Linked DNA regions of Homo sapiens: region 1 is linked to region 2. The links are chromatin loops, found by intact Hi-C in ENCODE. Cell type or tissue: psoas muscle. All regions are shown on one strand. Links, peaks and the distances in the headings refer to the core of each region. The heading gives the core; the rest is flanking DNA. Region 1 overlaps DPP9 (dipeptidyl peptidase 9). Region 2 holds the start of LOC105372249 (a long non-coding RNA gene).

The links. A loop is a pair of places that touch in the nucleus more often than their neighbours do. Peaks named below come from ENCODE experiments on the same cell type or tissue, not always from the same donor. Only the 100,000 strongest peaks of a DNase experiment are listed, where the experiment ranks them.
Region 1: it touches region 2 in a loop (3-fold over the local background); 5 of 110 quality-filtered maps call a loop at or near these places.

Annotation. Positions count from the first base shown.
Region 1 is chr19:4,710,626-4,715,625 of GRCh38, reverse strand. It overlaps DPP9 (dipeptidyl peptidase 9), which reads left to right. Exons shown (of 22, transcript NM_139159.5): 4 at 1,289-1,545. Among named protein-coding and RNA genes, the nearest start is that of DPP9, 11 kb to the left of the region's middle. RefSeq lists enhancers at 882-1,381, 1,382-1,883, 1,354-2,553. In psoas muscle, for the core only: a CTCF peak has its summit at 2,782 (motif pointing right); DNase peaks (open chromatin) are centred at 1,855 and 2,585; H3K4me3 peaks cover 2,108 bases; H3K27ac peaks cover 5,000 bases.
Region 2 is chr19:4,568,295-4,583,648 of GRCh38, reverse strand. LOC105372249 (a long non-coding RNA gene) reads right to left here and starts at 3,088. Exons shown (of 3, transcript XR_001753848.3): 1 at 2,877-3,088. RefSeq lists a silencer at 8,018-8,312 and an enhancer at 7,768-8,360. In psoas muscle, for the core only: a CTCF peak has its summit at 7,480 (motif pointing left); DNase peaks (open chromatin) are centred at 7,448 and 8,138; H3K27ac peaks cover 1,966 bases.

The DNA.
Region 1 (5,000 bases), core at 1-5,000, 140 kb before region 2:
CTCCCGAGACCCAGCATGTCTCCCCGCGAGCCCACTGAGAGATAATCATTCCACAGTGCTCCGTGGAATGCCTGCCACGTGCCAGCCACCAGCTAAGGTTCTGGGAGCACAGCTGTGAATGGGACAGACATGGGGGAGACAGGGGTCCCACAAATAACCGCTGTGATGAAGGTGGAGGGAGGGGACAGCCAGGTGGCGTGTGAAAGATGAGCAGAAAGACCAGCTTCAGCGTGGATGGTGTGAAAGGTTTCTGACGGCCTGCCAAGTACTTCAGCTGAGATCTGATTAGAAGCTGGCCAAGCAGGCTGGGTGCAGTGGCTCATGCCTGTAATCCCAGCACTTTGGGAAGCTGAGGGAGGCGGATCACTTGAGGTCAGGAGTTCGAGAGCAGCCTGACCAACATAGTGAAACCCTGTCTCTACTAAAAATACAAAAAACATTAGTTGGGCATGGTGGCAGGCACCTGTAATCTCAGCTACTTGGGAGGCTGAGGCAGGAGAATCGCTTGATCCTAAGAGGCAGAGGCTGCAGTGATCTGAGATCACGCCACTGCACTCCAGCCTTTGGAGACTCTGTCTCCAAAAAAAAAAAAAAAAAAAAAAAAAAGTATATATATATAAACATATATCAAAGAAGTTAAGCAAAGTGAGGAAAAATGCACTCCGAGCAGGAGGGCCAGCATGTGCAAAGGCCCTGCGGTGGAAAGGAATTTGGCCTGTTTGAGGAGCTGAGTGAAGGCTCATTTGGCTGGGTCACAGGGATAAGAAGGATGAGATTCAAGGGCTTGGCAGGGGTCGACAGCAGCCTTGAGGTGGTGGTGAGAACTGGTTGTTATCCCGGGGACTGTGGAAAACCAGGAAGGGTTTTAAGTGATGGGGTCTTGGCAGTGGATGTGGAACATCCTGGTGGGAGGTGGTTTCAGTCATTCAGCCAAAGCCAAGCATGGTGGCTCACACCTGCAGTCCTAGCAACTTGGGAGGCTGACGCAGGAGGATTGCTTGTGGCCAGGAGTTTGAGACCAGCCTGGGGAACATAGTTGAGACCCCCATCTCCAAAAAGAAGAATGTTTTTAAAGATCATTCATTTGAGAGGTGATGGTGGCTTGAATCTTAGCAGCATTAGTGACATGGAGAGAGGTAGACCAACCCAAGAAGTGTTTAGGGAGTGGGGAAAGCGGCAGGGGTGGGGCTCGTCTGGAAGAACCTGAGTGCCTCGCAAGGGGCAGCATTGGGGCAGCTCGTAGGTAAAACAGTTCTCCTTTCTCATAGTCTTTGCTTCCTCCCCGCAGCTTCTCGCTGAATTCCGAGGGGGCTGAGAGGATGGCCACCACCGGGACCCCAACGGCCGACCGAGGCGACGCAGCCGCCACAGATGACCCGGCCGCCCGCTTCCAGGTGCAGAAGCACTCGTGGGACGGGCTCCGGAGCATCATCCACGGCAGCCGCAAGTACTCGGGCCTCATTGTCAACAAGGCGCCCCACGACTTCCAGTTTGTGCAGAAGACGGATGAGTCTGGGCCCCACTCCCACCGCCTCTACTACCTGGGTAAGCCGGGCCCTGCAGGCTGCTTGGGCGGGGACAGCATCTGGGACCACAGTTCCCTGGTCCTCTCTGTTCCCAGAGGTCCACAGGAGTTGGAAGATCTGCTCGGATGGCTGGGCCCTGGGCATGCTGTCCTTCGAGGCTCAGCCACAGACAGCTCTGACTACAGGGAAGGGCTGCCGCGGGGTGGGTGGGGCGGCCCCCGGAGGGTCAGCCGTGCAGGGAGCCATGCACAGGGCAGCCCCGCTCCTCCATGTGGCCAGGATGCCGTGGCTCAAGCCGGCCCTGTGGCTCCAAGCCCGGAGATTGTTTCCAGTGCTAGTCAGCCGGGTCCACCCCCTGAGTCACTTCCCAGCCACCTGGTCCGGGCTGGGTGGGGCTCGTGACAAACAGGACTGGACTGAACCATTCCCAGAGGGAGTCGGGAGTAACTCCAGGAGGAGCTCGCCGTGGAGGTGCGTCAAGAAGGATCCCGAGGTTCCGGGAAAGCCGCCCGGATGGCAGAACCTGGTTTGCCGCCGGTGACAGCACAGGGGCGGCTTGCCACGCGCTTGCAGCCCCTGCTGCAGGCTCTGGATCCACACTTCCTCCTCTGGGCGTGTGCCTGCACGCAGCTCCTCCTGCAGCGTCTGCAGTGCCTCACGGGACTGGGCTCCTCTGCACCACGAGTGCCTTCAGGGCACGGGTTAGGCTGCATGTCCTCCAGCAGCTTCTGCAGCCACTGTGGGCCTGGCTCCCGTGAGGTGGGCAGCGGATATTCGGATGGTGCCCACTGCACCCAGAGGCCTTAAGAGCTGGGAGGAAGGACACCTTGGAGAGATCAGCCAGGCCTGTGTCTTTGAAAGCAGCGTGACACATGGCTGGGGACCAAAGGCAGCGTCTCTCCCGCTTGGCACCATGGACATTGGGGCCAGATCGTTCTCTGGGGTGGGGCCGTCCGGCCACTGCAGGGTCCTGAGCAGCGTTCCTGGCCTCCACCCACTCCATGCCAGGAGCAGCCACATCCCAGTGGTGACAACCACAGATGTCCTCAGACATCGCCAAGTGTTCCTTGGGGGTGGGGTGGCGCTGGGATCCTTGTCCAGACCGCTGCACTCATCCATGGGACTCATGGTGGTGTCCTCAGCCCCTGAGCCCAGGCCCGCGTGTGCTGCAGCCCCCAGCCAGCATTGGAACCAGTGAACGGCCGTCATCCTCTGCCTGAGGCTGACCACATGCTAACAACAGTGACCGAGGTGGACACCAGGTGGCTGTCTTCTTCCGCCATCAGCGCAGTCCCTCTCCACAGACAGACTTGTGTGGGAATCAGATGGTGGTCTGGCAAACAAAGAATTTAAAAGGAAGAATCATCCAGAACAGGGGTCGGCAGGTGACAGCCGTCTTCAGAAGTCAGGTTTTCCTGGTCCCTGTTACTTTCCTGACATCTTTGGCTGTTCTCAAGCTACAGCAGGAGAGTCACCGCAACAGAGGTCATATGGCCCACGTAGCTGAAAACATTTACTGTCTTCCTTTTATTTTTCATTTTTTTTTTTAGAGATGAGGTCTCACTCCATTGCCCAGGCTGGAGTGCAGTGGTGTAATCACAGCTCACTGCAGCCTGGAAATCCCTGGCTCAGGTGATCATCCCAACCTCAGCCCTCCAGGTAGCTGGGACTATAGGCACGTGCCACCATGCCCAGACAATTTTTTGTATTTTTTGTAGAGATGAGGTTTTGCCGTGTTGCCCAAGCTGGTCTTGAGCCCCTAGGCTCAAGCAGTCCTCCTGCCTCAGCCTCCCAAAATGCTAGGGTTTCAGGCATCAGCCACTGCACCTGGGCTGTCTGGGCCTTTAAGAATGCTGGCCAACTCTAGTCTGGGAGAAATTGGACTGAAATGGCTTGAGTTTCAGTTACCTGAGAGAGCTTGGCTGTTACGACTACAAGTGTACAGACCACGGCTGCCATGGGCCGTTGCCTCTTTTTTATCCTGTGGCGCCCACAGTCTTGGGCCACTTGCTCCCGTTGGGGTTGCTGTCCTGGTCAGGGCGTTTGGAGGAGTTTTCTGTGGCTGCCATTGTGAAAATTATTCACACTTCTGGAGGGCAGAAATCCAAGATCAAGGTTTCCTCAGGGCCACGCTCCCTCTGGAGGCTCCAGAGGAGAACCAGTCCTGGCCTCTTGCAGCTTCTGGTGGCGGCCAGCATCCCTTGGCTTGTGGCCACAACGTTGGAACTTCTGGCCTGATGGTCACACAGCTTCCTCCTCCTCCTCTTCTTCTCTTCTGTCTGAAATTCCCCTCTGCCTCCTTTTTTTTTTTTTTTTTTTTTTTTTTTGAGATGGAGTCTCGCTCTGTCACCCAGGCTGGAGTGCAATGGCGCAATCTTGGCTCACTGCAACTTCCGCCTCCTGGGTTCAAGCGATTCTCCTACCTCAGCCTCCCGAGTAGCTGGGATTACAGGTGCCTGCCACCATACCCAGCTAATTTTTGTATTTTTAGTAGAAGCAGGGTTTCTCCATGTTGGCCAGGCTGGTCTCAAACTCCTGACCTCAGGTGATCCGCCTGCCTCAGCCTCCCAGAGTGCTGAGATTACAGGCGTAAGCCACCGTGCCTGGCCTGCCTCCCTCTGATAAGGACTCATGATGCCATCTGGGTCACTTGGGTAATCCAGGATCATCTCCTCAGCTCAAGAGCCTTCACTTAATCCCAGCCGCACAGGCCTGTCTCTCTGTGTAACGTAGCCTCCACACCCGAGCCCCAGGATGTGGACACCTCTCTGTCAGGGCCATCATTCAAATCTCCGTGGAGCTGCTAAAAGGGACAGAAACCCTCCAAGCTCGTCTGAGCCATGAAGTACTCCTGGAGTAAAGGTAGAGGGGCATCTCATGGAACCCAAGAGCAGAAAGCCCAGTGGACCTCAGGAAGCAGCGCCTGAGAACCAGAGCCTTCCAGAAGCCAGGCATCTGTCCGTGCCTGGGTCCACCCCACCTCGCTGCCCACCTGTCCTCCGCAACCCCTCCACAGCGCCTGGGATTCCATGCCTCAGGTTCTAGCCACCAGCAGAAACGGAGGAACTTTCTCCAAATTTCCGGGACAAAGATTCAGATTGACTCCGCATAGATGAGATCGTCGGGTCGCCTGTGGCTCGTGTGTGTGTCTGGGGCTGGGACAGGCAGGTCCTCACAGTACACAGGAGGTGCTGAGGGCCCACCCCAGTGGGCATGAACTTGGCAGAAACCCCAGAACGTACCTAGAGTAGCTCAAAAACCAGACTGCCCCTTTCGGGGTGAAATTCACCCTTCAACGACTCCAGGCTGTCACTTCACACTGTCAGGGGCAGCACTGAGCTCACGTCACATCCAGGTTCTCGGGGCAGGCCTCCCCCCAGCCCCTGAGTAATAATAACACTTCTTAGCACTAGCCCAGTGTCCAGACTTCAAGGCCAGGCCTGGCCTGCTGCTCAAAGCATGGGACCTGTCCCC
Region 2 (15,354 bases), core at 4,830-9,829:
GGAGGGGATGCCAGGGGCTGGGCACAGCGCAGGGAAGGGAGTGTAGGTGGGAGGACGCAGATTCTAGACCCCAAGCCTTGGAGCTGGGGCTCGGCCCCCTCCCTTGTGGAGCAGGCCTCAGTGGCCCCCAGCGGGCAGGACACGGGGCGGGGTGGGGGCTGGACACCAGCAGGTGCCTTGGCTGATTTGCCTGGGATGCTGGGGCGGCCGGAAGGCGGGAAGGGCAAAACCACGGGCAGGAAGGCCTGGCTGCTCCCGGAGGTTTGTGGTCACCAGGATGGCCCTGGGAACATGCCCAGGAACTGGAAGACCTGGGCTGTCTCCATGGGTGCCAGGGAGCCTGCAGATTGCCGTGGGTGGCCTGGGGAGCGGGGTTCAAGTCCTGATACCCAGTCCCCACTGAGTGGCTGCTGGAAGCCAGTGCACAACCTGTCTGGACCCCCTGGATGGCACGGAGCCAGGGATGGGGCATAGTGGCCCCAGCACTCAGTAAGTGTGCAAGAAAAGTCACAAGCTACATAACAACAAAGTGTTGGCTGGTCTCAGTGGCTCATGCCTATAATCCCAGCACTTTGGGAGGCCAAGGTGGGAGGATCGCTTGAGGCCAGTAGTTCAAGACCAGCCTGGGCAATGTAGCAAGCCCCGGTCTCTACAAATAATAATAACAATTTTTAAAAAAATCATCTATCCTCTCTCTCCCCCATTTCTCTATTATCTATCTAAATTATAGAAAAACAGAAAAGAGGCCGGGCGCGGTGACTCATGCCTGTAATCCCAGCACTTTGGGAGGCCGAGGCGGGCGGATCACCTGAGGTCAGGAGTTCGAGACCAGCCTGGCCAACATGATGAAAGCCCATCTCTACTAAAAATACAAAAATTAGCCAGGCATGGTGGCAGTTGCCTGTAATCCCAGCTACTTAGGAGGCTGAGGCAGGAGAACTGCTTGAACCCGGGAGGCGGAGGCTGCACTGAGTCAAGATCATGCCACTGCACTGTAGCCTGGGTGACAGAGCAAGACTCCATCTCAAAGAAAGAAAGAAAAAGATAAGAAAAACAGAAAAGACAAGAAAAAATAAGTGTTTACAGAGCATCTACTGTATGGAGAGAGGCCAGAGCGACCAGGACAGCACTCAGTCCAGTGGGGGAGACGTACAGGATCACATCCACATGGGGAGGTACTTTGGACAGGGAGGGGCACTGAGGCATGGAGAGCAGCCCCTGCTGTCCTGAATTCATTCGAAGGGTCAGGAGGGTTACAGGAAGGTCTCTGAAACCTCTAGGCTCTGTCCTGGGGTCTCAAATTCATGGGGGAACCTGCAGTCCTCGAAAAACTCCTTTCTGGGCCACGTCCCACAGGGCGCTGGCGACAGAGGGGCAGGTCCGGGAGTCGTGAACCATGGAGATCTCTGCAGCCGGTTTGCTCAGGTCGAAAACCCCCTGACGCTCTCTAACTGGGTGACCTTGGACAAGACCTCCCTGTGCCTCAGTTTCCTGAAGTGTCGAGTGAATGTTGCTAAATGGAATACTTGTGGATTGAAGAAATGATCTCGTCTATGAAGGGGGCCACCCAGACCGTAGGGTTCCTGACAGCCTCATTGACCCCATGGGCTGGGTGTGATTGGGGCTGGATCCTGGGGATGCGAGTTTGAACAGAGGGGACCAGGAGAGGAAGTTGGGGCGGCTCAATTAATAAGTCCACCACCTGGACCAAAGCAGGGTGACCCCCTTGGGCCTCCCCCACAACTCACCCAAACGCCACCCACCGGCTCCGCCCTCCGCTCCGCGCCGCGGTTGCTCCGGGCCGGGTTTTGCGCGGCTCCAGCCCGGCTTTGGGGAGGTGGGGGGTTGCTGGAAAGGGGGGGCGGAGGTGGCAGAGCCGCGAGTCGCAGCGGCGGCCGCGGCGGGCGGAGGAGATGCGGCCGCGGCGCGCCCCCGGTCCGGCCGCCGCGCAGCGCCCCCCCCGGAGCCGACGCCAGCGCGCGGGGGGCCGGGGCTGAGCCCCCTCCCCCAGCGCAGCGCCGTGGGCCCGGGGGCGGGGAGAGCGCGCGCCCCCAGCCCCCCTCCCCAGCCGGGGATGCCGGGCTGAGCGGCCCGGCCGGGACAGGTGCGCGCACGGACCCCCCCAGCCCGCGCCCTCCCGCCCTCGCGCCTCCCGCCCGCGCACTCGCGGCGGCCGCGGCTCCGAGGTAAGCGCCCCGGGGCGTCTGCGGAGGGGGTTGGGGGAGGCGCGGGGATGGGGGCGTCTGTCGGCACGCAGCTGGGGGGACCGAAAGGCTGGCTGGGGTGGCCAGGTCAGGCGCTAGGACTGGGGGGCCTGCGGGCCCTGCCACTGGGAGGGGACGGATTTGGAGCCAGGGAGGGGGTTTGGGGAGCGCTAGAACGAGGGGGGGAATCTCTCAGCCACACAACTGGGGAGGGGACCGGATTGGAGAGGGGGTCGCTGGCCGTATGGAGGGATCCGGTGGGGGTCCGGTGGCATCGCTTTGGAGGGGCTGGATTTTGGCCTGGGGCGCTCCCTGAGCCTCCATTATGGGGGTGTCTAATGGCACCGCAACGTGGGGGGGGCGCTTGGATTGTTGACTGGGGGCCTGTATGTGCAGCTAGGTTGGGGGTTCTGTCGGCACCGCAGCGGGTGGAGATTTTGTCCTGGGGGGGCCCGGAGAAGACACAATAATGAGGCTCGCGGCTGCGCCGCTGGGGAGCTGGATTGGGGCCCAGGTGGGGGGTTCGGGGCAGGCAGGGGGCCTGTTGGTCGGGGGTTGGGGGTGGCGTTGGGGGGCGGGGTCCTGAGAGCCAAGTCGAGGCGACCCGGGGCTGGTGTGGGGGTCCTGGCACTGGGAGGCCCCTCCGCCCCACTTCGCGTCCGGCCGCCGCACCTTGGGCGCCCGAGTCCTCTCCGGCCTCCTGTCCAGCCCAGAACAGGACGAGTCGCGGGTCCAGGCCGCGGGGCAGGGGTCGCAGTGGTGTTGGAGGGGAGGGCCGGCCGGTCCGGATCCCCCCCGCTGCAGTGGGGGCCTGGGGGTTCGGGGGCCCCCAAGAGCTGACAAAAGGACAAAGAAAACGTCTATCTCCAAGCGCGCCGGGATGGGTGGGGGGCGCCGAGTGTGGCCCCCTCCCGCGGGCGCTGATTGGTCCCCGGGGTGGGGGTCACGTGCCCTCCTCTCCTGCTCTCCGCCTCTGGGCGCTCTCCGAGTTTGGGGCATCTCCCAGAGGGGGCGCTACTGTCATGAACCCCCACCTCTGCCCCGGCCGGGTTAATGCTGGAGCTAGGAGCGTTTGCAAGAGTCCTGGGGTTGGGGGAGGGATTCGCAGACCCTCACCCCCGCCGCCATGTGGCCCTCTCTCTCTCGCTGAGGTCTTTGACATCCTCTACCTGAGGCTGTCATCTTTGACCCCTAGACTGGAGCGGAACGGGGACTTGGAGTTACTGGGGTGCTCTGAGGCTTTGGGGTTCTGGGTTTGGGTTTAAGGAGGGAGGAGGGAGAGAGGGACTCATGGCTATGGTGACTGAAGGGGGCCCCTGCCCCATTTGTAAAATTGCATTTCTGTTTTTCTGTGTTCCTTCAGCTTGTGAGAAGGTCCAAATTCCCTCTCCAAAATAAAAATTCAGGACCCCTGGGGCATCCCCCTTGCCCCCAAACCCTTTCCCACATCCCGGGAGACCAGTTTCTTTCAGGCGCGGGACTTCAGGATGTACCTGAACAATTGCTTTAAACTCTACATAGGGAGAGCACAGGTTGTGGGGTGGGTGGTGGGGAACGGCTGGGGCCAAGGCTGAGTTGGAACTCACCTGGGAGGGGGTCTTAAACTCTCCGGGAAGTTGTCTGGGAGTCACTGCCACCCACACAGAGACGCCTCGGATATTGGGTAGGTGGCAGCCTGGCGTCAGCCTCTTGTCTGTTCTGAACCGGCCCATCCCAACAGCAGGTGGGGAAACTGAGGCCCGAGGAAGCCGTTGAAACCCAAGAGCTCTCCTGCATCCCAGCTCCTCCTAAGGGTTGCCCTGAAGCTCTGCTCCTCCCTTCTTCCCCTTGACTCTGGGCTATGCAGGAGCTTTGAGAGGAGGCGCTTAGCTGTGTGGCCTCAGGCTGGTCCCTAGTCCTTTCTGGGCTTCAGTCTCCCCAGGAGATGCGCTTTGGTTTTGGACTGGAGTTGGGGGAGGTGAGGCAGAGAGGGGTCGCTTGAGACTGTCTTGATCTGTGCCTGCCCCATTTTGCCTCTGGTTCCCCCACCAGACTCGGCTGGGGCTGAGCCCCCACAGGATCTTAGGGTCTGTGTCACCTTCTCTGCTTTGAAGTGAGTTGTCTCCAAGCCTAGGTATCCAGTCCCCCCAGGAGGGGCCTTTCCCCCTGAGACCTCAGTCCTCGCCTCTGACCGATGGGCATAGAAGGGGCTGGAGATGTGGCATGTCCTCTGCAGTGGCCACACCAGGCTGGCAGCCGGAGTTTGCTGGGGTTACCAGGACTGGGCCTGGAAGATAGAAATCAAACTGCCCTTGGAAAGGTGACCATGACGTCAGCCTGCAGGACAGGTGAGCTGGATCCCTGGGGACTGAAGGATGTTGCTGGTCACCGCCCGTCTCCTGGGAAGGAAGGTGTCCCGAGCTGACCCTGGGCGTGGCCCTGTCCTGTGGGCCCGGAAAGGGAGATGCTGGAGGGAGAAACTTCCAGGGCAGTGGTCAGGACAGGTGGGAGCAGGGAAAGCTGCCTGGAGGAGGGAGTACTGGGACTGGGCTTGAAGGAGAAGGATTCTGCCTGGAGGAGAGGGGGACAGGCATTGCAGGCAGAGGGAACAGCAAGGATCATCACAGTGGGGTATGTTGGAGGAGCCCTGAGTGGCTAGACTATTTAAGAGGACCATGAGGTAGGCAGTAGCCTTGAATGCCAAGCCAAGGAGCAAACTTTATCCCAAGGGCAATGGGGAGCCATGGAAGGTTATAGAGCAGGGGGAGGGGCATGAGTCACATTTCAGATCTTGAGGAAGGGTAGCTACGAGGAGACAGGCTCCTTGGAAACCAAATGCATTGCTGGAAGGAGTGGTGAGCCGCCCCTCGTGGGAGGCAGGCCAGAGGGGTTGGACGGCTGTCTTTGCAGAATCCTGGATAAATAATCCTGATATTGGTCAGCCCCAAGTGATCTCCTGGATTTTTTTTTTTCAATTTCCAGGTACTGTGGGTTTTCTGAACTGCTGTCGTGTTTGAGATAGCAGGTTCTGAGAGTCTCAGGTATTTAAGGGGTTGTGGGCTCTCATACTGTGACTCCTCCAAAACCCAGCCGTGATTTGGTTGGGCTGTGGCTTTCTCTTGGCCATGGTCGTGCATTTCTTCCCTCCCTGTCTTCATGTAGCAGCAGTAGGGAAACTAAGGCTCAAAGCAGCCCAGGATTCAGGCCCCAGCCACCGGCCCCATGTCCTTTGGCTGAATTATCCCAAAACAGACCCTTCACCCTAGACACCCTCACCATCATGCATGGTGGTGCTGGGGTCGGGTGTGTGACCATAGGAACCCAGGCACGCAATCCTTTTTCGTTATCACGGTCCTTCATCACCTCTCCTCCAGGGACATCCAGGTGAAGTGGCAGACATTAGGACAAGTAAGACAGTGGCGGTGGCTCACGCCTGTGATCCCAGCACTTTGGGAGACCGAGGCGGGAGGATCACTTAAGGCCAGGAGTTCAAGACCAGCCTGGCCAACATGGCGAAACCCCGTCTCTACTAAAAATACAAAAATTAGCTGGGCGTGGTGGCTCACGCCTGTAATCCCAGCTACTCAGGAGGCTGAGGCAGGAGAATCGCTTGAACCCAGCAGGCAGAGGTTGCAAGGAGCTGAGATCACGCCACTACACTCCAGCCTGGGGGACGGAGCAAGACCCCGTCAAAAAAAAAAAAAGGAAAAAGAAAAAGTAAGAGACTTGGGAGGCTGGGGACCACCCTTAGGACTCTTTGGCAGGGACATGGGGCCCTACTACTTGCCACCCTCAATGCTCCTTCTCTATCTGGCCCCAGGGTCCAAAGCTGGCCACCCCAGGGCCCCACTGGGAGGCAAGGCCCACTCTAGACTACATTTCCCAGGATGCACCATGGCCCAGCTAAGCCAGCCTTCCAAGGGCGGACCTAGGAGGGAGCTTCCCAAATACAGGAACCCAGAGGAGGATTGTGGGTTCCCAGGTGGGCCTGGTTCCAGGCAATTAGGTCCCTCAGTCAGTCAACAAATGCTGCCAGTGGTCCCCATGTGCTGTGTCCTGTGCTGGGTGATGCTAGGATCCCAGAGAGGTAACTTTAACTCCTCTGTCTAGTTGGAGGGGCTTCCAGGCCAGAGGAAGAGAAACAGGGGCAGGCACTGGCCACCCGTGCTACACAGGTTCAGGGCTAGGGCAGAGGGAGCAACTGGGGCTAGGGAAAGCTGTACCCTGCCTCATGGATCAGGGAAGATGTACCAGGAAGGGGCACTGTAGCTAGGGCCATGATGGATGTTTAGGAGTTCACTAGGGGGCAGCCATATGTTTTCTGATGATTGCAGAAGAACCTCCCTCCCCTGAAGGCCATGGACTCAGAGCCCCTGGGGAAGCTGAAGTAGCCATTCTGAATTATCGCCCTCATAGGCAGCCGTAGCATTTGGATCAGACTGACTTGAGATTGAATCAGTTTTTTCTCTCACTCACTCATGCCCCCTCTCTGAGCCTCAGTTTCCCCATGGGTAAAACAGGGGTTGCTGTTCTGCCTCCCTTAGGGTTGACCATTTAAACAAGAGGTTGCAGGCAAAATGCCACATATAGTTCTGTTGGGTTTCTGACTCCAAGAAAAGGAACAACCTTGCAAAGCAGAAACGTGGAGCTTCTGGCCATGATCTCATTTGGAGCTGTGGGAGCATTGCTTGCATTTAACAAGTGGACTGATGTTTAGTGAGCACCTATTAAGTGCCAGGTGCCGCGGACCCAGCAATGACCAAGGCATAGACTACTGCATCCTGCCCTTGTCGAATTCCCAGCTGGGTGGGGGGACAGGGGAGCACAGACACTAACTAGAGAAAGGGCAAGGTAAATCAGGTATAGTCAGTGCCCTGAAGACAGTTATCTTGCAAGTGGCTGAGAAGGGCGGGGCTGTGTTCACTGAGGCTGTCGGGGAGGGTGTCTCTGAGGAGATGACATTTGAGCTGAGACCTGGAAGATGAGAAGGAGCTGGTCATGCAGAGATCTTGGGAAGCAGCACTTCAGGCAGAGGGCACGGCCCGTGCAAAGGCCCTGGGGCAGGACCTCACCTGGCGTGTTGGAGGAACACCAAGTAGGCCCGTATGGCTGCAGCAGAGTGTGGAGGGGAGAGTGGGAGGAGGGAAGGGCAAGGAGAGTACGGGGCCAGTCATGCAGGGCCTCGTGGGCTGCAGTGAGGATTTGAGCTTCGACCCCCAGGGAGGTGGGAGCCATGGAGGGCTGCGGGAAGAGGAGGGACAGGACCTGACTCTTGGTGCCCTCTGGTGGCAGCTTTGGGGAAGACAGACGGGGGCGAGGCTGGAATTGAGGACCAGGTCCTGGTAATAATTGATGGGGGCCGGCCAGGCAAGGGTAATAGAGGGGGGCAAAGTGGATGGATAGGGGACAGATTTTTGGAGTCACCCACAAAACTTGCTGAGATGGATGTGAAGAGGCTGAAAGCCCCTTTCTCTGGGGGCAGGGCAGTGCTGTGGTTAACAGCGCAGCGTCTGGACTCCTGGGCCCGGGTTCAGATCCCAGCTTGGCCATTTCTGGGCTGTGCGACCTTGGCCCCATCCCTTGCCCACCCTGGCCCCGAGTTTTCCCACCTATGGAATGGTCAGAAGAGCCCCTGTGACCTACCCCGCTGGGCTCAGTGAGGGACAGGGCTGGGAACACGGGGTAGGCACCCTGTAAGTGTTTGCTGTTGTCCCTCTTTGAAGGTCGGAGCCTCAGGCTCTGGGGAGCAGTGAGGCACAGATGGGGATGACAGCCTCCCTGAGATGACCCAGCAAACTGGGGGCCCCTTCCCCTCGAACACTGTTCTCCACAGTCTGACGGTTCTCAAGCCCCATCCCCCAGCACCCACGTCACTCTGCCAGCCCCTCCATCATTCCTGAGCCCTGACTCACCAGGACTTGTGGTCCGCTCTGACCCCGGGGCCTTTCCCCTGGGACCTATTTCCCGCCTTTGTCTTCTTCAAGTTCATTCGCCAGGTCTTCCGTTCCCAGCAGCACTTGGCACTCCCTGAGACCTCCACCCCCATTCCCCACCACCTCTCTCAGCGGGGCCCCCTCCAGGCCTCTCACACTGGTCCCGGCCACCTGGGGATCCCCAGCCTCTTGGGAGGGGCAGAGACTGGAGGAATTCTGGGGGAGGAGTTCAGCAGTGCGGGGAAGGGCACCCAGAACCCCAACTTGGAGGGGAAGGGCTCCTCATTTTCTGCCCCTAGATCAAGCCCCCAAAGGCCGGGCCATCTTTCTTCCTCCCTAAGTGGAGTCCCTATAACAGAACCTTATTCTCCTCTGAACTCCACAACTGGGTCCCAAGCTCACGACCCACCCCTCTGTACTTCCTCCAAATTGGGTCTGAAGGGAGGACCTGTCCGTCCCCAAACCTGCTTTGGAATCTGTGGGTGCTCGACGCCCCAGCCCCAGCCTGGATTCCCTTGGAGCCCCAGCCCCCTCGAGCCACCCCCTCCTGGGTCCCTTAATTACCTGCTGGGTATAAATGACACTTTAATTTCCTCTGAATGGTCGTTGCAACCCCCCCCACCGCCCCACCCATTCCTAATTACAAGTTGCTGTTTCCGACTTGCCTCCTGGTGGCCCAATTTCAAAACAGTGATTAAAATTAATTACCTGGGGGCCCCCTCCCCGGAGGGGAGGAGCCCCAGGAGCCCCAGAGATGCATCCACGTCCCCACTGGAGGTTCTGCCTGGGCTCCCACACCCTGGCTTCCCGAGTGGCCTGGGGACAGGGACAGCCTCTCTCTGGGTCTCTGCTTGCTTATCTGTGAAATATTTCAGCTGGCCAGATGCGGTGGCTCACGCCTGTAATCTAACACTTTGAGAGGCTGAGGCGGGTGGATCACTAGAGATCAGGAGTTCGAGACCAGCCTGACCAACATGGTGAAACCCTGTCTCTACTAAAAATACAAAAATTAGCCAGGCAAGGTGGCACGTGCCTGTAATCCCAGCTACTTGGGAGCCTGTGGCAGGAGAATCGCTTGAACCTGAGAGGAGGAGGTTGCAGTGAACCTAGACTGTGCCACTGCACTCTAGCCTGGGTGACAGAGCAAGACTCTGTCGCAAAAAAAAAAAAAAAAATTTAGGGTGTGCCATCATCACGGGCAGGTAGCACATTGTGAGCACTTGGAAAATGTCAGCAAGAGGCGGCCTCACACAGTGGCTCACGCCTTTAATCCCAACACTTTGGGAGGCTGACTCAGGAGAATTGTTTGAGCCCAAAAGTTCAAGACCAGCCTGGGTATCATACCCCCTACAAAAAATACAAAAAATTAGCTGGGTGTGGTGGTGCACACCTGTAGTCCCAGCTACTCAGAAGGTTGAGGCAGGAGGATCGGGTGAGCCTGGGAGGTCGAGGTTGCAGTGAGCTGAGATCACGCCACTGCACTCCAGCCTGGGTGACAGAGACCCTGTCTCAAAAAAAAAAAAATGTCAGCAAGAAGCAAGATCACGTTTGCATCCATGGCACCCTTATGTGCTATGTGACCTCAGCAAAATGGCTTAACCTCTCTGAGCTTCAGTTTTTCCATCTGCAAACAGAGATGAGGGTGCTGGTCTCTGAGGGTTGATGCCGGCAAGAAATAAGTTCATATGTGGGAAAAGCATGGCGCATAGTAGGTGCAGTCTTCCTAAATCTGATCTTGAATTCCTTCTCTCCTGGCCTGCTGTGAGTTGAATGTGGAAGGCGGCTCAGGGTAGAGTCCCATCCTTTGCAAAAGAGACACTCGGCATTAATTGAGTGCTTCCTGCATGCAGGGCTCTGTGCCAAGCCCTGGACATGCACAACCCTGAGCATGGCTGAGTCTCCAGCCATATTGGTGCACAGTAGGTGTTTAAGAAGTCTGGAATGAACATATCCTTGCAACTATTTTAATTAATTTATTTATTTATTTGAGACGGAGTCTTACTGTCACCCAGGCTGGAGTGCAATGGTGCAATCTCAGCTCACTGTATCCTCCGCCTCCCAGGTTCAAGCGATTCTCCTGCCTCAGCCTCCCAAGCAGCTGGGATTACAGGCGCCCACCACCACGCCCGGCTAATTTTTGTATTTTTAGTAGAGACGGGGGGTCCACCATGTTGGCCAGGCTGGTCTCGAACTCCTGACCTCAGGTGATCTGCCCGCCTCGGCCTCCCAGTGTCGGGATTACAGGCGTGAGATACCGCGCCTGGCCAGCTATTTTATTTTTAAATTATTATTATTATTATCATTAGTAGTATTATTTAAGTCAGGGCTCTCACTCTGTCGTCCAGCTGGAGTGCAGCGAGGCCGTCACAGCTCACTGTAGCCTTGACCTCCTGGGCCCTAGTGATCCTCCCACCTCAGCCTCCCAAGTAGCATGTCGCACCACACTCAGCTAATTATTATTATTATTATTTTTTAGAGATGGGGTCTGGCTGTGTTGCCCCGTCTGGTCTTGAACTGGCCTCAAGAGATCCTCCTGCCTCAGTCTCCCAAAGTACTGGGATCACAGATGTGAGCCACCTCGCCCAGCCTCCTTGGAACTATTTTATAAGTGGGGGCTCTTGCTGGGACATTCGTTCAGCTGATTTGTTGAGCACCTACTGTGTGCCAGGCCCCATGCTGGGCACTGGAGTCACAGCAGTAACTGAGACAGACCCCTGCCCTTGTGGAGCCAATATTTTTATCCTCATCTTTCACAGGAGGAAACAAGCTCAGAGATGGGAGGGTTCTAACCCAAGGCAACACAGCAGTCACGACAGTTAACTAAGCACCTATCATGGGTTGCTCATTTACCCCTCATGAGAAGCCGATGTGGATGGTTATCATGCTTGGTTCGCTGATGGGGAAACTGAGGCTCTGAGAACTGAGGACTCAGGAGGGAAGGTCAAGAGTGGAGGGGAGGCCGGGCGCGGTGGCTCACGCCTGTGATCCCGGCACTTTGGGAGGCCGAGGCGGGCGGATCACGAGGTCAGGAGATCGAGACCATCCTGGCTGACACGGCGAAACCCCGTCTCTACTAAAAATACAAAAAATTAGCCAGACGTGTGTGGCAGGCGCCTGTAGTCCCAGCTACTCGGGAGGCTGAGGCAGGAGAATGGCGTGAACCCGGGAGGCGGAGCTTGCAGTGAGCCGAGATCGCGCCACTGCACTCCAGCCTGGGTGACAGAGCTAGACTCTGTCTCAAAAAAAAAAAAAAAAAAAAAAGAGTGGAGGGGAGGCCGGGCGCAGTAGCTTAGGACGGGCGCAGTGGCTCACACCTGTAATCCCAGCACCTTAGGAGGCCGACTTGGGCGGATCACCTGAGGTCAGGAGTTCAAGACCAGCCTGGCCATCATGGTGAAACCCCAACTGTACTAAAAATACAAAAATTAGCCAGGTGTGGTGGCATGCACCTGTAATTCCAGCTACTCAGAAGGCTGAGGCAGGAGAATCGCTTGAACCCGGAAGGTGGAGGTTGCAGTGCGCCTAGATTATGCCACTGCACTCTAGCCTGGGCAACACCAGCGAGACTGCTTCAGAAAAAAAAAAAAAAAAAAAAAGTGGAGGGGAGGCTCATAGGCCGCCTCCCAGGCTGGGCAGGGATGAGTTAACCGACATCCAGTAGGATGGGGGACACGGGGGCCTCTCTCTTCTGCCCCACCCCTCATGCCTGGGCCCCAGGGACTCCCTCCAGCCTTCCTGCCAAGTTCCTAGACAGCCCCAGAGCCTGGCTGGGCTGTGATGGGGGCGACCGAGGCAGCTGGAGGGGCAGCTGTAAGCAGAGCCCGTAACCAGACCTGGACGGCCCTGGGGCCCGGCTGCCGGGACCAGGTTACTCGATCCCCCGAGGGATGCTGGCCCCGGAGCCAGAATCCTGGGGCGGCCCGGACGATAGGGAGCTCCTTGTATGGAACTGGAGGCAGACATCCCGCCCTCGTCCCTTGTGCTGTGGCAGATGGAGAAACGGAGGCTTCAAGCCTGCCTGGGATCACTGTCATCTTGGAACAGAGAGGCCCAGAGAGGGCGTGTAGCTGGCCTAAGGTCACACAGTAAGGTCATTTAACCTAAAGTGAATGCCTGTGTGCCAGGCCCTGAGCTAGTGTCTTTATTTTATGGACAACAGCAAAAAAAAAGATGCGGGCAGGGCACGGTGGCTCATGCCTGTACTCCCAGCAGTTTGGGAGGCCGAGGTGGCAGGATCACTTGAGGCCAAGAGTTCAAGACCAGCCTGGGCAACATAGCGAAACCCCGTCTCTACAAAAAGTACAAAAATGAGCTGGGCATGGTGATGCACACCTATGATCCCAGCTTACTGGGGAGGCTGAGACAGGAGGATTGCTTAAACCTGGGAGGTTGAGACTGCAGTGAGCTATGACGGCACCACTGTACTCAGCCTGGGCAACAGAGCAAGACCCTGTCCTTAGAAACAAACAAGAAATGAGGCTGAGTGTCGTGTCTGAGTGAAGGGGAGAGCCCCAGGAGTCCTTTCTGTGCTGTGCCAGCCTCCCCATCCACCTTGACCTTCTGTCTCTTCCTCTAGTGGTCTCAGTCTCCACGCTTTTTCCTCTGCAGTTCCTTCCCCTTGGAGCACCTTCCTCACCTTGTCACGAGGTCTCCCCTTCGACCTTCAGGCCTCAGCTCAAATGTCCCCTCCTCTAATCATTCCTCATGTTTTTATGGTCGTGCTTATTATTGTCAGAAGCTATCGAGTTCCGATATTGGTTAACGTGTGTAGTGTACCCCCGTCTCCCCACGGGACTGGGAGCCCCATAAGGGTAGGGCTTTGTAGCTGTCTCGGTCACAGCTGTGTCCCCATGCCTGAACACATGTGTCTGGTATACAGCTGGTGCCAAATAATTATTAATCCAATGAGTAAGTAAGTGACTTCCAATTTGGGGTACAGGGCGCCAGAGCTGGATGCAGTTGCTTCCAAGTTGGCGGTTGAGCGAAGATGAGGGCAGGGTAGTTGTGGCTGGGGGAACCCAGGGAAACTGAGGCCCAGCCAGGGCAGTCAGAGAAGGCTTCCTGGAGTCGGGGACACGCATGCATGGCCTTGACTGGTAAGCAGGAGTCAGCTGTAGGGCTTGGAGGACAGAGCGTGAGGTTACTATGTCTGGCTGGTTGGGAGGGCAGCTGGACCTTGAGGAGGCTAAAAAGGTTCCCCAGCAGAGGGGACAGCCTGAGCCAAGGTCTGCAGGGAGGGGCTGGAAATGCCTGATAGTAGGTGAGGGCAAGAAGAAGCTTCAAGTTATTCCCAGGGTGGGAGGTGTCCTTGAACACTGAGGTATAAAAAAAATTGGTTCTAGGCCGGGCGCGGTGGCTCAGGCCTGTAATCCCAGCACTTTGGGAGGCCGAGGCAGGCGGATCACGAGGTCAGGAGATCGAGACCATGGTGAAACCCCGTCTCTACTAAAAATACAAAAAATTAGCTGGGCGCGATGGCGGGCGCCTGTAGTCCCAGCTACTCGGGAGGCTGAGGCAGGAGATTGGCGTGAACCCAGAAGGCGGAGCTTGCAGTGAGCCAAGATCGTGCCACTGCACTCCAGCCTGGGCGACAGAGTGAGACTCCATCTCAAAACAAACAAACAAACAAAATTGGTTCTTCTTCTGTGGGGCACTGGGGAGCCATGGTAGGCCTTTGAGCAGGGGAGTGGCAGGGTCAGAGCTGAGCTTGGGATATGCAGTAAAGGGATGGCTTGTTGGTGGTGCCGGGGTCAGAGAGGAGAGTGGGCATTGCCCTTGAAGGACAGCTCAATACCCAGGCTAGGAATTACCCCTGGGACAGAGCCAGGGACCAAGCCAGCTTCTGGAAGTAAGAAGGATTCAAGGTAGATTGAAAGTAAAACTTCCCTGCTCAGGCAAAAAAGAAAAAAAAAAAAAAAGGGCCAGGCACGGTGGCTCACGCCTGTCATCCCAACACTTTGGGAGGCTGAGGCAGGCGGATCACCTGAGGTCAGAAGTTCAAGACCAGACTGGCCAAACATGGTGAAACTTTCTCTCTATTAAAAAGACGAAAAAATTTAGCCAGTCATGGTGGCGGGTGCCTGTAGTCCCAGCTACTTGGGAGGCTGAGGCAGGAGAATCGCTTGAACCCGGGAGGTGGAGGTTGCAGTGAGTCAAGATCGCACCACTGCACTCCAGCCTGGACAAAAAGAGTGAGACTCCATCTCAAAAAAAAAAAAGAATTTTAGCTACAGACCAGCTATCAGGAAACAAAAAAATGTAGAAAAAAACATATTTCACCTGCCGCACATTGGTTCAGATTACATTCTTTCTTCCTCATGGAGGTGCTTTAGGGTTGAATTTTAAATCACCCACAGTGTACAGAGATGGGGAAACTGAAGCCTGGAGAAGGGAAGTGACTGTCTGCGGTCAAACAGCTGAGGCAGAGCCGGGGTTTGAACCTGGGCTGTGCAGTTCTGGAGCCAAAGCTCTTCTTCTGGGACTTCTTCAGCTGCCGATGTTTTCTGTCCGGGCCTCAGTTTCCCCAACCAGCCAGTGAGATTGGGCTGAGCAGGGCGGGGCAGGATGGCTTGTCGATGGTGCCCCTGGTTCACTGGGGTTTTTTTTTTTTTTTTTTTGACAGAGTCTCACTCTGTTGCCCAGGCAATGGCGCAATCTCTGCTCACTGCAACCTCCGCCTCCTGGGTTCAAGTGATTCTCCTGCCTCAGTCTCCCGAGTAGCCTGGGATTACAGGCATGCACCACCACGCCTGGCTAATATTTTTATTTTTAGTAGAGAAGGGGTTTCATCATGTTGGCCAGGTTGGTCTTGAACTCCCGACCCCAGGTGATCCACCCACCTCAGCCTTCCAAAGTGCTGGGATTACAGGCGTGAGTCACCATGCCCGGCCCCAACAAGCAATTATTTTAATTTTATTTTATTTGAGACAGGGCCTTGCCGTGTCACTCAGAGTGCAGTGGGGCAATCGCAGCTCACTGCGGCCTCCACCTCCTGGGCTCAAGCGATCCTCCCACCTCAGCCTCCCAAGTAGCTGGGACCACAGGCACACATCACCACGCCCAGCTAATTTTTGCATTTTTTGTAGAGATGGGGTATTTCTATGTTGTCCAGGCTGGTCTCAAACACCTGAGCTCAAGTGATCCTCCCACCTTGGCCTCCCAAAGTGCTGGGATTACAGGCGTGAGCCACCGTGCCCGGCCCCAGGTGATTATTTTATTTGGGGAATCCACGCATGAAG